2 separate regions of the Mus musculus genome follow, and region 2 is linked to region 1. The links are chromatin loops, found by intact Hi-C in ENCODE. Cell type or tissue: left cerebral cortex. All regions are shown on one strand. Links, peaks and the distances in the headings refer to the core of each region. The heading gives the core; the rest is flanking DNA. Region 1 holds the start of Rps26 (ribosomal protein S26). Region 2 holds the start of Zc3h10 (zinc finger CCCH type containing 10).

What was found. A loop is a pair of places that touch in the nucleus more often than their neighbours do. Peaks named below come from ENCODE experiments on the same cell type or tissue, not always from the same donor. Only the 100,000 strongest peaks of a DNase experiment are listed, where the experiment ranks them.
Region 2: it touches region 1 in a loop (8-fold over the local background); 8 of 42 quality-filtered maps call a loop at or near these places.

What each region holds. Positions count from the first base shown.
Region 1 is chr10:128,623,632-128,631,955 of GRCm38, reverse strand. It overlaps Rps26 (ribosomal protein S26), which reads left to right and starts at 5,450. Exons shown (of 4, transcript NM_013765.2): 1 at 5,450-5,480; 2 at 5,716-5,893; 3 at 6,619-6,749; 4 at 7,320-7,427. The coding sequence starts at 5,478. The coding sequence ends at 7,355. Ikzf4 (IKAROS family zinc finger 4) reads left to right here. Exons shown (of 8, transcript NM_011772.3): 8 at 1-1,113. In left cerebral cortex, for the core only: a CTCF peak has its summit at 5,037; DNase peaks (open chromatin) are centred at 3,902, 5,118 and 5,424; H3K4me3 peaks cover 1,805 bases; H3K27ac peaks cover 1,122 bases.
Region 2 is chr10:128,545,383-128,553,706 of GRCm38, reverse strand. It overlaps Zc3h10 (zinc finger CCCH type containing 10), which reads left to right and starts at 5,961. Exons shown (of 3, transcript NM_134003.2): 1 at 5,961-6,013; 2 at 6,816-6,879; 3 at 8,169-8,324. The coding sequence starts at 8,221. Rpl41 (ribosomal protein L41) reads left to right here and starts at 4,539. Exons shown (of 4, transcript NM_018860.4): 1 at 4,539-4,619; 2 at 4,734-4,758; 3 at 5,027-5,049; 4 at 5,278-5,597. The coding sequence starts at 4,747. The coding sequence ends at 5,320. It also overlaps the pseudogene Gm9176. In left cerebral cortex, for the core only: CTCF peaks have their summits at 5,945 and 7,200 (motif pointing right); DNase peaks (open chromatin) are centred at 4,511, 5,883, 7,199, 7,923 and 2 more places; H3K4me3 peaks cover 3,049 bases; H3K27ac peaks cover 2,846 bases.

The DNA.
Region 1 (8,324 bases), core at 245-8,244:
GAGGTTACTGTCTGGGCTTCTCCTCAACCATTCTGGTTGTGAGCTCCCATTAGACCCGCTCCCACCTCTTCTGTGTCTGCCCTGTATTCGAGGACACCTCAGAAGGACTTAGTCCCTCTGAGGCGCTAGAGCCTTAGAGTGCCCCACCCCTCCCTTTGTTTAGTCAGTCTTAGCACCTGTGACCTCCCAGGAACACAAAGGACTATGCTCCTCCGAGGCTATGCTAACGCCCATGAGAGCAGAGGTGGAAGGGACAAGACCAGGTGCTAGGGAGGAGGGGGCATGGCGTCTCTCTCCAGCCCACCACTGCACTTTAACCAGGGTCTTAGGTACAAAATGCTACTTTTCAGGGCCTTCCAGCTCTGGAACCTCAAACATCCTCATGCTCTCTCCCAGATCCTTTTGCATAAAAAAAAACAAAACAAAAAAACCAACAACAAAAAAAGTAAAGAAAAAGAAGAAAACAACAACAAAAAACAAAATGCCAAAATCCACACAGAGAAAAGAGGTGTTCTCTCTCTCTCTTTTTTTTATTACTCTTAAAAAAACAACACCACAAAAAAGTGGAGGGAAGGGAGAGAATTTCTAAATAGACACTTTTCCAGACCTTTGTGTGTGTGTGTGTGTGTGTGTGTGTGTGTGTGTGTATGTGTGTGTGTGTGTGTGTGTGTGTGTGTGTGTGTGTGTGTCAGTGTCCAAGCTGCAAGTGGAATTTTATAATACTTCTGGCAGCTTCTTTCCTTGTGTATATAATATATATATATTTTTAATCAGAAATTATGAAGATCAAAAATAGAATAAACACAGAAGCAAGTGCAATACCACCTCTCCTTCTCCCCAGAGTTCCTCTGTAGCCTGTTCGGTGTCCCCTTTGGCCCTTGACCCTTGACCTTGTCTCTCTTCCTCTGGTTCCTGACCTATTCTCCCCTTCCCTCTTTTTAAAGAGTTTTTCTCTTTTCTCAAAGGGGGTTAAACCAGCTTTTGAGACTTACTGCAAAGCATTTTGTATATGTAACATACTGTAAGTAAATATTTGTGTAATGGAGAAATACTACTGTAAGTTTTGTACTGTACTGGCTGAAGGTCTGTTATAAATAAACACGAGTAATTTAACCCCTGTTTGTTCTTGAAGACTCCCTTTCCCTTGTTTTCCTTCTGGGAGGGAGGCAGACTTCATACCAACTATTTCTCTGTTCAAGACTTAGACAAGTCTAAGACTGAGAGGAAACCAGACAACACTACTGAAGTTGTTGGTCTAGCAGAACAGATTTTTTTTTTTTTTTTTTTTTGGTTTTTCGAGACAGGGTTTTTCTGTGTAGCCCTGGCTGTCCTGGGACTCACTTTGTAGACCAGGCTGGCCTCAAACTCAGAAATCTGCCCACCTCTGCCTCCCAAATGCTGGGACTAAAGGCATGCACCACCATGCCCGGCGTCAGAACAGAATTTTTTAAAGGCAGGGCGTCTCTCTTTGTAGCCTGGCTAGTCTGGAACTTAAAGGAATCTACCTGCTTCTGCATCCCAATTTCTGGAATTAAAGGTGTGGGCCACCGTGACTAGCCTGTATTATTATTTTAATTTATTTTAGATTATACTTTGATTATAACATTTCTCCCTTTCTTTCCTCCATATACCTAGCCCCAGTTTCTTTCAAATTCAAGGTCTTTTTTTCTTATTATTATAATAACATAATGATTTATATTATTATTATTATTATTATTATTGCACATATGCATACATGTATATAATATGCATATATTCCTAGATATAGCCTGTTCAGTCTGTATAATGCTACCAGTATGTATGCATCAGTGTTTACCATTTGCTACAGGATAACCAGTTGGTATGGTCTTCCCTGGGGACCTCTCTCGATTTGCCCCCAGCTTTCTCCAGTTGCCTGCACTTCTTTGTGCGGGACTGAGGCCCCATGGGCTTTTCCCTATTCAATGTGATGTGTTCTTTGGTATCATCCTTGTCCAACCTGCATTTGGGCAGTAGTATTGGTAAGATTACATGGGTGTGGTTTCTGATGCTGCAAAGGAGACACACTCTCAAGGCAAACTCCCTGATCCTCTGGCTCTTACAGTCTTTCACCCCCTCTTCTGCAATGCTCCCTGAGCCTCAGGTGCAGAAATGTTTTTGTCATTGTATCCATTGGGACTGTGCTCCACAACTCTGCATTTTGATTGGTTGTGGTTTTCTGTAGTGGTCTCCATCTGTTGTAAAGAGAAGTTTCCTTGATGAGGGGTGAAGTCTATACTTTGTAGGTGTAAGGACAAACGTTTATAGATTGTTGCAAGGGATTATGCTGGCATAGTAAATTAGAAGTCATAGCTTGCCGGGCAGTATGGCACACGCCTTTAATCCCAGCACTTGGGAGGCAGAGGCAGGCGGATTTCTGAGTTCGAGGCCAGCCTGGTCTACAGAGTGAGTTCCAGGACTGCCAGGGCTACACAGAGAACCCTGTCTTGAAAAGAAGAAGAAGAAGAAGAAGAAGAAGAAGAAGAAGAAGAAGAAGAAGAAGAAGAAGAAGAAGAAGAAGAAGAAGAAGAAGAAGAAGAAGAAGAAGAAGAAGAAGAAGAAGAAGAATTTGTAGTAGCTTCTCCTCCAATAGCCATGGCTTCACTAGCACTGAGTAGTTAACTAGCTTTCCATGGTCCCCCTCTCACTGACTGGTTCTTTTGGTTTTTTTAAAGATTTGTTTATTTATTATATGTAAGTACACTGTAGCTGTCTGCAGACATTCCAGAAGAGGGTGCCAGATCTCCTTACGGATGGTTGTGAGCCACCATGTGGTTGTTGGGATTTGAACTCAGGAGCTTCAGAAAAGCAGTCAGTGCTCTTAACCCCTGATCCATCTCTCCAGCCCCTCACTGACTGGTTCTTAAGTCCAACCAGAGAGTTGTTGGTTACTGTGAAAATATGTGTGCCACTACTGCACCTTAGGGTTATATGCCATGCTGGTCATTGATGTGGTTAGTGGGATCATAGCAGGAGAACTTTAGGTTGACTCCCTCAGATGGTGCCCTCTGGTACCAGGAAAGCTAGATTTCAGGGAGGAAATATTCAGGTCAGTTCCACCTCAGGGGTCTCTGGGCCTTGCTTCTGACATGCTTCCTGTATTCAGAAATAGCAGGAACATACCTTCCATCTCAGAGATAACCAAGGGCAACAGGAAGAGGCTGCTGCATGCTTGAGAGTCTCTTGGACAACCCTGGCCAACACCTCAAAAGATGGATTCTCTTTTTGGTATTGTTTGGTACTGGGGTTTCGTTGGGTGGTCTTTAGCTCTCAGAGGGAGCACCATCAGCCCCGGTGAGAAGATGCATTAAAAATATATGTGTGTATTTATTCATGGGTTGATGTGTATTATAGGGTTTCTTGGTAAGTAGGTAATGCAGTATAATTTTTTGTGGCTTTTTACAGAAATGTTTGTTTTTTTCTTTTTGGTTTTTTTGAGACAGGGTTTCTCTGTGTAGCCCTGGCTGTCCTGGAACTCACTCTGTAGACCAGGCTGGCCTCGAACTCAGAAATCCACCTGCCTCTGCCTCCCAAGTTCTGGGGCTAAAGGCGTGTGCCACCACTGCCTGGCAGAAATGTTTGTTATTTCATCCACTTCCTTCTTCTGTATTTACCTCCCTCCCTTTTCCCTAAAGAGGTCCCACGTCCCTATCAGATCAATTGTATACTACTAGTCTCTTTTGCCTTCTTTGAATCTTTTTCGGAATTTACTTTGATCTTCCTCCCTAAGGAACACCTCCCTTCCCATTTCCTTGATCAGGTCACATGTACACTGCCGCTTCCCCCGCTACTGCTCCCCAACCCCCGATCCTGGCAGTGGTTCCACTTTACTCTCCCACTTCTGCAGTTGCTCTAGGATATATGATATGTGAACTCACACCTGAAGGTTTGCAGCTAAGAGCCTCCAATGACAGTGACTTTCCAGGTCTGGGTTACCTCGTTCAGGGTGATCTTTTCTAGCTCCATCCATTTACCTGCAAGGTTCATGATTTATGTGTGTGTGTGTGTGTGTGTGTGTGTGTGTGTGTGTGTTTACAGCTGGACAGCATTCCACAGTGTATATGAACTACATTTTCACTACGTGTTTGTCAGATGTAGGACATTTAGGTTGTTCCATCTCCTGCCTATTGTGTTTGGAGCAGCAATGAGCGTGTCTAAGCAGGTATCTGCAGAGTAACATGTTGAGTCCCTCTGGCATATGCCAAGGAGAGATATGGCTGGGTCATGTGATAGATTTATCTCTTGAAAGTTCTCCACACTGATTTCCATAGTGACTATACCAGATTGCTATCCCACCAACAGTGAGTGAGTCCTCCCCATCCTCTCAGTCATTTCTTGTCAGTTGTTCCATTGATCTTTGCCATTCTGACCAGAATAAGGAAAAATCGCAAAGGTATTTTTATTTTTTATTTATTTATTTTATTATTTTTTTTTTTAAATTTTTTTTTTTTTTTTTTTTTTGGTTTTTCGAGACAGGGTTTCTCTGTATAGCCCTGACTGTCCTGGAACTCACTTTGTAGACCAGCTGGCCTTGAACTCAGACATCCGCCTGCCTCTGCCTCCCAAGTGCTGGGATTAAAGGTGTGCGCCACCACGCCTGGCTGAGAAATATCTTAAAAGAAGAAAGTTCATCTCTAGCAATTAGGGAAATGAAAATCAAAAAAAAAAGAAAAAGAAATTCAAGGTCACACTTGGCTAACCAAATAAGTTCCAGGTCAGCCTGGACTACTTGACTATGTTTCAAAATAAATAACTATCTGATAGACTTGATCAGTTAAATTGTGTTGGTACATACAATGTACTAACTACAGTGCTTCATCTGTGTTAATAGGATCTGGAAATAAAATGGTGGTCCAAGCCCAGCGTGGTGGCCTAATCCCAACACTCGAAGCCTCTATTTGGAAAGACGCATTTACAAATGGTTTATTTCTCCCAGGTCTTCTATTTCTAATTCCTACACTTAGAACACATATTTCAAAGAAATAAATCATGGCGTCTTAAGGTGGTTTAGCGCCGCCTTTAGTCCGTCTACTACGGGCAAGAGAGAACCTCTCCAAGTCGTACTACAACTCCCACAATGCATCTCTTTTGTCCTCCCACACTAGGGAGTGTGCGTCCGAATTCTGGATAACTTCCGCTCTGGAACTATCGTAAACCGGATGTTATAGAGCCTTGTAATCACTTCCTGGTTTGGGAATGTAACATTTTAATCTTCCGCCGGAAGGTTAAATAGTTCCACTGATATTTTTCGTCATAGACCATTTCTAGGGACTTATCACAACCCTACATTTCACAGGAAACTCTAAGTAATTAGGTAAATTCGAGCATAATAGCTGCTAGGGAGTAAATAGAATTACAGGTCGCTGAGGGTTTTTTTTTTCAGCGTGAGCGTAGGAATCTCGTACTATATAAGCGGGTCGGGCAAGCCGCCGGATCCTCTTTCGAGTCTTGGCTCCAAGATGGTGAGTGTCGCCGCGTGGTGAGCGCGCGGGCCTGGGTACTGGGGTAGAAGTAGATCTATGGACGGTAGGGACCTGAAAGTCAGAGTCTTGGAGGAGAAAGTGACAAAGGGTCCGTCCAGCCCGGACTTGGCGTGCTCGGGACTTGTACGGGTCTCTGTCGGGGCTGCGGGCGGCGGCCGGCCAGGAAGGGCTGAATTCTCGCCCCCTTTCCAATAGCGTCTCTTTCCATTCTCAGACCAAAAAAAGAAGAAACAACGGTCGCGCCAAAAAGGGCCGCGGCCATGTGCAGCCCATTCGCTGCACGAACTGCGCCCGGTGCGTGCCCAAGGATAAGGCCATCAAGAAGTTTGTCATTCGGAACATTGTAGAAGCCGCTGCTGTCAGGGACATATCTGAAGCAAGCGTCTTCGACGGTAAGTGAGCCACAGCCGTGATTTGTACAGGGACGAAGAGTGAGGAGGGTGTGTATGGCTCGTTGTCTTCAGCTTGGGGAGAAGGTGCCTTTTGTGGCACAGTAAGCAGGCCTAATGATGGGGTTTTAACTTGGTTTTTCTCTTGGGGTGGAGATTGAGGCTCATGCATGGTAGCCAAACCCCTGCATCCCATCCCTGTGAGAGACTGCCTATTTAGGAGAATCTGAAAAAGCATAATTCTTTAGTTATTGAAAAAAATTGAACAGCTTTTAAAACGGGCAAAGACTGGTTTGGGCAGTTTGTGACTTGGTTTTTGGCGTCTCAGAACTCACTGTGTAGACCTACTCAAGAGATCTTCCCTAGTGCTGGGATTAAAGGCGTGCACCACAGCACCTGGCTGGCTTTTGTCTGTTTGTTCATTGTTTTGTTTTTTTCTTGACCTAACAGTAGTAACCATGAGGCCTGCCAGCAGAGTGAGACTCCCTAACTTGAGCTATTCTCATATTGTGTGGCCCACTTTGGCTTTGAGGATGCCTTGGCCTTTTGAGTGGCAACCTCTAGCCCAAGAGTTGAACTCTTGGTGTATGTTGGGTGTGGTGTTGGTTTCTCTGGTTTTCATTGGGTGTCATTTATCAGTAAAACTTGGAGGTTAGGGTAATCCTGACCAATAGAATAAGAGAATCACAGGAAAGGGCGTCTGTCTAATCTGCTTCTCGATTTCTCAGCCTACGTGCTTCCCAAGCTCTATGTCAAGCTGCATTATTGCGTGAGCTGTGCCATCCATAGCAAGGTTGTTAGGAATCGATCCCGCGAGGCCCGGAAGGACCGAACACCCCCACCACGATTCAGACCTGCTGTAAGTAAATTATTTTAACTTGGGACATACATAGTCTTACCCAGAGAAGTATCCATTAAGGTCTTATTTAGTCTGTGTGGCAGCTACGACCTACATTTAAATTTTAAAAATGCTTGTCTGTTTTGCATAACCTGAAACACTTTTAGTGATGCTAGGTGGGTGGTGGTTGGTTTCTTTGGTTTGAGGTGCTGGGTCCTCAACTTAATGCTGGTAAGTGCTCTACTGTGAACTACATGGGTGGGTGGGTTTGGTTTTTTTTGTTTTGTTTTGTTTTAAGAAGTCTCGCTGGAAGCCAGGCGTGGTGGCGCACGCCTTTAATCCCAGCACTCGGGAGGCAGAGACAGGCAAATTTCTGAGTTCGAGGCCAGTCTGGTCTACAAAGTGAGTTCCAGGACAGCCAGGGCTATACAGAGAAACCCTGTCTCGGAAAGAAAAAAAAAAAGAGGTTTCACTGGCCTTCGCTCACCTAGGACTCTTGATTCTTCTGCCTCTAGAATGCTGGGGTTAAGTAGGCAACCGCAGCAGATCCGAGTACCTCATTTCTAATTTAGCTCATCTCTTGTTTTTCAGGGCGCTGCACCTCGACCTCCACCAAAGCCCATGTAAAGAGGCCGTTTTGTAAGGACGGAAGGAAAATTACCCTGGAAAAATAAAATGGAAGTTGTACTTTACATGGCATCGGAGTGTGTTTATGTCGAGACTCTTGTGTGCGTTTCAGGGGGTCCATAGTGCAGAACTTGGTGCTTTGGGCTCTGTACACCTTATTTTCTAAGGCATTCTCTGCAGGCTGGCCAGCAGTGAGCTCCATGGATCCCGTTTATGCTGCCTGGACTCCCAGCAAGCCATGGGATTACAAGTGTGTTCACTGGGCTCAGCTTATGGACAGGGTTCTGTGGATCACCTGGATCCTTGTAAGACTTAACAAGCCAGGGTTTCTGTTTTTATGGTGCAGGGCACTCACTGGTCCCCGGCCCTACAGACTTTAATGTGACCATAGGATGTTAAAGTTTTAAGCCAGTTTAATTTGTTTTGAGGCATGGTCTCATGCCTTCATGTCTTGCTGGCTTTGAACCTAGATGCCTCAGTACCTGTGAGTCAACCATCTCTGGCTAAGTTGACCACTTAACCTTTATCTGAAAGGAGGCCAAGCTTTGACTGTAGAGCACAGACTGGCCTTCACCCTCTCCCCTCAGCCTCCTAAACACTGGCATTTGCAGGTAGTGAAACACCCACCCACACCCCCACATACACTCCTGGTAGGTACCTGGTAACTTAAGAGCCTGGTAAAAGGTCATTATCATAAAGAGAGGATTTGGAAAAGTTTCAAAGACAATAAAAGTGGGGAGAGGGAGTGGAAGAGATAGCTCAGCAGTTAAGAGCACTCACTGGCTGCTCTTACAGAGGACCCAGTTTTCGTTCCCAGCACCTATGTAGCAGCTCTTAACCTCTGAGCCATCTCTCTAGCCCCTTGTTTGTTTGTTTGTTTGTTTAGACAGGGTTTCTCTATGTAGCTCTGGCTGTCTTGGAACTTACTTTGTAGACTAGGCTGCCTGGAACTCACAGAAATCCAACTGT
Region 2 (8,324 bases), core at 232-8,231, 78 kb after region 1:
AGCAAACAGTGCTAGTCCTAGATTACTTGATATAAAACAACAACAACAAAAAAATACAAAAAAATAGTAAAATATAAAAACCAAACCAAACCAAACCAACCAAACAAACACACAAACAAAAAAACAGGCCCTTAAATATTTTGACGAGATACAGTCTATACTTAAGTTTTTGGTTTTGTTTGTTTGTTTGTTTTTAATGCAGACTGGTCTTGAAACCTGCTATATATCACAAGCTAACAGAATTTGGAATCAAAGACATACACCACCACAAACCCACAAACAGTCTTTTCTTCGTTTGTTTGATTTTTTTTGGGGGGGGGGGTGTTTTTCATGACAGGGTTTCTTAGTGTTCTAAAACTTGGTCTGTAGATCAGGCTGGCTTCCTTACAGAGGTCTGCCTGTTTCTGACTCCTGAGTGTTGAGATTAAAGGTGTGCACCACCACCACTGGCCCTCTCTTCCTTTTAAAATTCTTTTGTTGTTGTTTGTTTGTTTGTTTGTTTGTTTTTTCGTTTTTCGAGACAGGGTTTCTCTGTGTAGCCCAGGCTGGCCTCGAACTCAGAAATTCACCTGCCTCTACCTCCCAAGTGCTGGGATTAAAGGCGTGCGCCACCATGTCTGGCTGCTGTTGTTGTTTTTCAGGACAGGGTTTCTCTGTATAACTCTGATTGTCCTGGAACTCAATCTGTAGACCAGGCTGGCCTCAAACTCAGGAATCTGCCTGTCTCTGCCTCCCAAGTGCTGGGATCAAAGGTGTGTGCTACCACTACTGGGTTAGCCTTCAGTTATTTAGCAGATAAGCTTTGTGGTCCGAAATCTCTAGTAACGTTTGGCCTCAAACTAATCAATGAGAATCAGAGTTGCTTATTGATTGATTCTCTTCCTAAAGAATCTACCCAGCGGTAGCACACACATTTAATCCCAGCATTTGGGAGTTGGGAGGCAGAAACAGATCTCTTTGAGTTCAAGGCCTGTCTGACCTACAGAGCTAATTCCAGGACAGTCAGGGCTATACAGAGAAACCCTGTTTCAAAAACAAACAAACAAACAAACAAACAAAAAGAAACACAATTGATCTACCACCTGTGATGGCTAATCTTTTGTTTGTTTGTTTGTTTGTTTGGTTGGTTGGTTGGTTTTGGTTTTTCGAGACAGAGTTTCTTTGTATAGCCCTGGCTGACCTGGAACTCACTTTGTAGACCAGGCTGGCCTGAAACTCAGAAATCCACCTGCCTCTGCCTCCCACCCGGCAGGATGGCTAATCTTTTTTTTTTTTTTTTTTTTTTGGTTTGGTTTTTTGAGACAGGGTTTCTCTGTGTAGCCCTGGCTGTCCTGGAACTCACTCTGTAGACCAGGCTGGCCTCGAACTCAGAAATCCTCCTGTCTCTGCCTCCCGAGTGCTGGGATTAAAGGCGTGTGCCACCACGCCCAGCCTATGATGGCTAATCTTAGTTGTCAATTTAACTACATCTGGAACTAAAACCCCAAATTGGAAGGCATATCTGTTAGAGTTTTGGTTTTTTGTTTTTGTTTGTTATTGTTGTTGTTGTTTTGCTTAATTTGATCTTGGTCTTTGAGGTAGGAAGGTAGACCTTTCATCTAGATCATTTGATCTGGGAAAACACACTCCTTTAATCTGGATCTTCTGTTGAGAAGACACACTTTGCCAGGCATTAGTGGCGCACGCCTTTAATCCCAGCACTTGGGAGGCAGAGGCAGGCAGATTTCTGAGTTCAAGGCCAACCTGGTCTACAAGGTGAGTTCCAGGGCAGCCAGGGCTATACAGAGAAACCCTGCCTGGAAAAACCAAAAAACCAAACAAACAAAAAACAAGAGGGATTAGGGGAGATTGGGAGAAGACACACCTTAAATCTGGACCATTAATTCAGATTTAATCTGGGCCAGGACTACTAGAATCATATATAAGGAGCTGGAAGAAGGAAGCTTTAGATCATTTTCTGCTAGCCCTCACCTTCTAGCAGGTCTGTTACTTCTTTGGGATTCCAGCTTATACTGAAGAGGACGTAAGACAGCCAGCCTTGAGGACTGAGTAGCTACCACAGCCAGCCAACTTGTAAGTCATTCATTTTAATACTCTCTGTATATACCTATATATAGATCTGTAAATTCTGTTGCTGTTGAGAACCCTGACTAACACTACTGTAAAGGAGACTTAAAGGCTTCTTAATTTAAATCCATGAGACCCTCTTACAACAAAGGAGTAAGTGAATGGTATAGTCCAGAGGACCTGAGTTCACTCCCAAGACCCAGGTTGGGCAGCTCACAATAGCTTGTGAAACAGACTTAGGGTATCCAATGTCCTCCTCAGGCCTCAGCTGGTACCTGCATGTCCTTACATTCATACCAACAGACACAATTAAAAAAATTTTTGCTAGGTATAACGGCTGAAAACCAAAATACCATGACTATGTCTTTTTGTAGTATGAAAGCTTTCTGATTGCCATTTTACATCCTCTGGTTTCTAAATCTTTTTTTCGAAACAGGGTTTCTCTGTGTAGCCTTGGCTATTAACTCATGATGTAGACCAGGGTGGCTTTGAACTCAGAGATCCTCCTGCCTCTGCCTCGGGAAAAAGTGCACCACCACTTCCAAGCTCTCAAATCTTAAATCTTTTAGAAATTCTGAGGTTGACTGACACAGTCTAACTGGGGGATGGCAGACGGGTCAAACATAAGTGATAAATAGGAATTCTTTGTTTATGTATTTACTTATTTTAGGCAGGTTCTCATTATTGTACACTGGATTCAAAGAGATCCATCTAGTCAGACAGTGAAGAAGCTGCCTACTGACCGGGGCTGAGCCGACAGACCCAGGTTCTGATCTTTGGTACTACGGGAGCTGCTCTTCAGCCCCTCTCCTGCTCCTGGACCTATGGATTCTCCATCTAGTGTTTCTTCTTATTCCTCCTCCTCCCTCTCCCCATCATTTTCTATGTCCCCTGTGAACAGTGACTTTAGCTTCCCTTCTGATAACGAGAGGGAGGGCAAGGGCACCCGTGAGCTCAGGCCAGACACTGTGGGTCAGAGAGGAGGTTCCAGGCCCAGTCCAGGCCCTGTCCGCTGCAGACATCGACCCAGGGTTTCTAGTAACCAACATACAGCACCGCATCTGGAACAGCAAGGATCTGAAGTCAAGAGATCAAGAGACGGTGAACTGGAGATGAGTCTGAACACCCAAGGATGTACTACAGAGGGAGATCTGCTCTTTGCTCAAAAGTGTAAAGAACTCCAAGGGTTCATAGGGCCCCTCACAGACCTACTGAATGGACTCAAGATGGGTCGCTTTGACAGAGGATTAAGTAGCTTCCAACAGAGTGTGGCCATGGACCGGATCCAGCGCATAGTGGGTGTTTTACAGAAGCCTCAGATGGGAGAACGTTATCTAGGAACCTTGCTGCAGGTGGAAGGGATGTTAAAGACTTGGTTTCCTCACATAGCTGCCCAGAAATCATCCTCAGGAAGTAGCAGGCACCAGATAAGCAAGCACTTTTCCAGTCACCACAGTGACCCGGGGGCTGCTTTTCCTGCACCTCTCCTAGAGAAGATGGGCCAAACACAGCTGGGACATTTAGTTTTGAAACCAAAGCATCCTTGGCATCTCACAGGATGGCCAGCTATGAACCTCACTTGGATTCATAGCACTCCAATTTGTAACCCTCCCCTCAGTTCCCAAGGCTCCATCTGGCCACAGCCCCATAGGCACTGGAGCCAGCATTGGTGTCATCCTTGTCCTCCAGAAAGGAGGACAGCCCTTCACCCATTCTGCCCCGGGCACTCCGGTCCCACCAACTCTACTGTCTCCTGTCGTCTCTGGTGATCTGAAGAAATTGCCTGGCGAGGAGCCTCGTTGCCACAGTTTGCCAGTAACACTGCCATCAGACTGGAGTTGCATCCTTTGTCCGCCTGTCTTGCCTACCACAGACAGATGACTAAAGGACACCCAGAGCCACAGATGATTAGCTATCCCCCAGTTGCTCTGGATCCTCAGCCCTAACCCAGGCTCTGCTACTTTTCCCTGATTCCCAATTTGTATAAATGTATGTTTTATGTGTGTGTGTGTGTGTTTTTTTTTTTTTTTTTTTTTTTTTTACTTTAATGTATTTGTGGTGAGGAAATAGAAATCCTTTCTGATTAAAGACATTTTTTTTTTTTTACTTAAAAAAAAAAAAAGATCCATCTGCCTCCCAGGAGTTGGTAATAAAGGCGTGCGTCATCAAGCCAGGGCAAAACTAGTAATTTTTACTACAAGCCACACCTATTAATAGTAGTAAATGGAAGTGTTTACCAAGAAACTACAACTCCCATGAAGCAACGAGGGAGAAGACGGAGTGGTTTTTTTTTTTTTTTCCCCGCCTATTTTTTCTCAGTCCCATACTGGAAACAGGTGCTGGTGTTGAAATAATACAATATCCTTAAAATAGACGGAAAGGTGGGGCTTGATAACACGCACTCTAGTAAGGCAGCCGGAAGTCGCTGTCTCGAGCAGCCCCGCCCTAAGGGACGACACACGGGCCGGCTCGGAAGTGACGACACCGAGCACGCCATTAAATAGCAGTAGGCCTCCCTCTCCGCCCTCTCGGTCTTAGCGCCATCTTCCTTGGTTAGTCGCGGGGTTTTCTGGCGTTCGGGTTTCCAGTGCAATCCGTTAACATCCGACCTCCACATTCACTATCATCACAGCGGGCTAACGGCATTTTTCCCTCTTTCTCTCTAGAGACTCCTGCGCCATGAGAGCGAAGGTGAGCGGCTCTTAGGTGGTGAATCGGGCACCTAGTCCCCGCCATGGTTCCTCTGCGGGCTTCCAGACGGTTTGCCTCGGGTGTTCGCAGTCAGGGAGAGGCTTAAAATTCTTGCTGAAGAAAAGATGGGGTGGGAAAATGAGGGATTCGGCTCTAAAACTGAACCGGTGTCCTTTGTCAAGCCCTGTGTTCTGAGCAGTTTCATGGCCTTGCACAAGCCTGTCTCTAACATTCTTTTTTGTCTCCTCACATGATCGGGTTTTTTTAGTGGCGGAAGAAGAGAATGCGCAGGTACGTTTAATTTTTCAAGACTACCTTGGGGCAGTGGGGGCAAGCTCGGTGTGGGATATTTGGTTGGAAGAAAATATCTGGCGGGAAGGAAGCAGGAGTCGCCGCCCAGTACAGCAGAGCTGGTGCTTGTTAATCTCATCGTCTCTTGTACTCGTGCACTAAGTGTACGTATTGATAGATGTGCAAAGGAAAAAAAAAAAACTCAGGTTTGTGTGCCTTCCATTCCAGGCTGAAGCGCAAGAGAAGAAAGATGAGGCAGAGGTCCAAGTAAGCCAGCCCGTGCACCTACGACGCCTGCAGGAGCAGAAGTGAGGGATGCTGAGGGCCGGGACAAGCTATCGGACTGTGTGCTGCCATCGGTAATGAGTCTCAGTAGACCTGGAACGTCACCTCGCCGCGATCGCCTGGAGAAATGACCGCCTTTCTTACAACCAAAACAGTCCCTCTGCCCTGGACCCCCGGCACTCTGGACTAGCTCTGTTCTCTTGTGGCCAAGTGTAGCTCGTGTACAATAAACCCTCTTGCAGTCAGCTGAAGAATCAAACTGCTGTTACGTGTTTTTTTGCGGTTCCTTGGGGTGGGGACTCGAGTGTGTTTCTGTATAGGCGACATAGTTTGGGTGTTTGATCTGGCTGGAGCCGGTTGAGTGTGCGCCCGAGGTTAAGTTACAGAGTTGGTGCGTTCACAGCGCCACTCCTACGTTTTGGGGGTACCACTGCGTAGAACCTGACGCTGAGCGGAGTTCCGGGTCCGGCGGAGTCCTGTTACCATGGTGATGCGCAAGGCTTGTTGGGAGCTTCCTGCGCCTACTAGCACGCAAGTTGGACCATAGAGTGTGTTTCCGGGTCTGGTAGCTAGAGCGTCTCTTTCTTCCGCAGGAAGCGGAAGAACCGTAGGGTGGGCGGCTCTTTGTCGAAGCTAGAGGACCGGCAGGCGGCAGCAGCAACTACGGCGGCGGCGGCAGGTGAGGGAGGCGGGAGACTTAGGTGGAGGCCGCGCCCGGAGGGGAGGAGTCGGGGATGGCCCAGCGACTGGGTTCTGCCCGGCCACACGAGCCTCCCCCAAACCCCCCGGAACCGACCTGGCTCTTCCTCGTTACCCAGGACAGAGCCCCTTTTCTCACTGACCTCGCTTCCCAAGCAAACGCCAGCCCCGTGACGTCACAGCCCTGCCCATCCCTCCGCCTGATGTCACCCCGAGCCCCCCTCCCCTTTCACTTCCTCAGTGTCCCAGTCACCTGGTCCACCGCTGAGTGCTGGCACCGCATCGCGGAGCCGGCCAAGCCAGAAGACTTCCAGGGAAACTCGTAGGACTTTTCGTGAACTCTAGGGTGTTGGGGGATGGTCGTAATCACCGCCCCCGAGTCTAGTCTCGCCTTCCCACTGACACTAGTCAGTTGTTGCCCTTGTCCAGCTTTCAGGTTTGGCTGGCGTTCCGAACTCCAACCCTAGATCGGATTCTGAACCCCATATCCTTCTCATCTTGAGGTAAAGCTCCGCTAACCTTCCTCACCAGGAACTGTTTTGTTTTTTAGTTCAGCTTCCCAATTTTTATTGGTCGGTTCTAGCCCTTATCCTTCTTAATAGGGACTTCTCCTTGTGATAGGTGACGTTCACTTTGACCTCTTAAGGGAGCCTAAAAGCCACAAAGCTCTTAGCTTTTTGTCAGAATTCATTCCAGTGTATGAAAACCACATCATATCCCTTTCACGTTTTTCCCTTGTTCTACTCAAATCTCCGTTTTTTGTTTTTTTGTTTCTTGTTCAGAACCCAGCAGTGATGTGGAGGTGGAGACTCACGGGAGCCCCGGACTTCACCTGAGCTACCTCAGGTATTAATTCTGGGATATTGGGGTGAGGAAGGCTATCATATCCAGTTATCTGCTTCTAGTGGGACTTGAAACATTGGTCAGGCTTTGAAGGCATTTAGTCTTCACCTGATCGTCATTTATGATCTTTTAAGGGCTTGTTTCTTACCAGTTGTTTCTTATATTCTGGGGCTCCTTTTCCCATCTTGTGTATTCCTGTGCATCTCTGACTTCTAATCTGGTTAGTTATTCTAGCAAAGTCAAGGAAGTCAAGGAAACGGGAAATCAAGAAAGGTATCTTTATTCCCAAACGGAAACTAGGAACTTCTCTTATTTGAACAGTAGGGGGAGCCTGAGTCCTACTCAGGGAACATTTAAAAGATTAGACACGTGGTAGCAGGGACTCCCAGTCTTAGACTCCCAGGGTTAGAGAGAAGGGAGGGCTAGAATTAGGGCAGTGGACTGACATTCCAGAGCTCTCTTGAGAAACAGGAGACTTAAAAAGCTTTTATAGAGTCTATAAATAAAGAGGATTTTTATGGGGTAAGGAGTGCTATGGTTTGATATCAGTGGGATTTTCATGGAGTGGGGTGGGGAATGGGGAAAGAAAGGTCACCGTTCCTATGAAAGTAACTCCTTTCCACCTTGTCCTTCGAACAGTTCGTCCTGGGGATCTAAAAGTAGAAAGTTCAGCTCAGAACGTCTTTCCATGAAATGAGGGTGTTTGTGTGTGGAACACACTGGGAGATGGACAGGTTTCAGGGTTACCCTGTAGCTAGTGACACCAGTTTTGTTTTGTTTTGTTTTGTTTAACCAGGGATTTCTAAAATACATGGAGACTTGAGCTGAGTTTACGTAGAAGAGGGATTAAGGGAAGTTCTGTTTCTGGTGTTCCTTCTTCCATGAGTTCTCAAAGCTAAGCAGCCCGTGTTAGAGCACTCTTTCCAGTGTCAGTCTGTTCACACACCAACACCTGTTTTAGTTTCTCCCTCACAACTTAAATGAGAGAAGGTAAAAATCTAACACTCTCCCCTTCCCTCCCCCTCCTTGGCTGAGCATCATTAGTAAGATGAAGTGGCTTCATCCCAGCTCTCTCCCTCCTGTGTTAGCCAGGCAAGTGTGAATCACTCCAAACAAGACCAGGTGCATAAGGGCCTGGGCGGGACTTCTGGCAAGTCAGCCGGGCTAGCTAGAATTCTCCTTGGATTCTCCATCTCCCAAAGCCATTGCCCCAGAAGCCTGCCCACTGTATGGTCAGGAGAGAGGGAGCTTTCCGGAGGACCCCTTTCTGACACAGTTCTCTTTTTTAACAGTCGCCAAGAGTGGCAAGAAAAGGAAGAAGACCCTGACTTGGGGGGGACCAGGATGCCTGACCGGGACAGCTATGCCAACGGCACTGGCAGCAGCGGTGGAGGCCCTGGAGGTGGTGGCAGTGAGGAGGCCAGTGGGGCAGGGACAGGCAGCGGGGG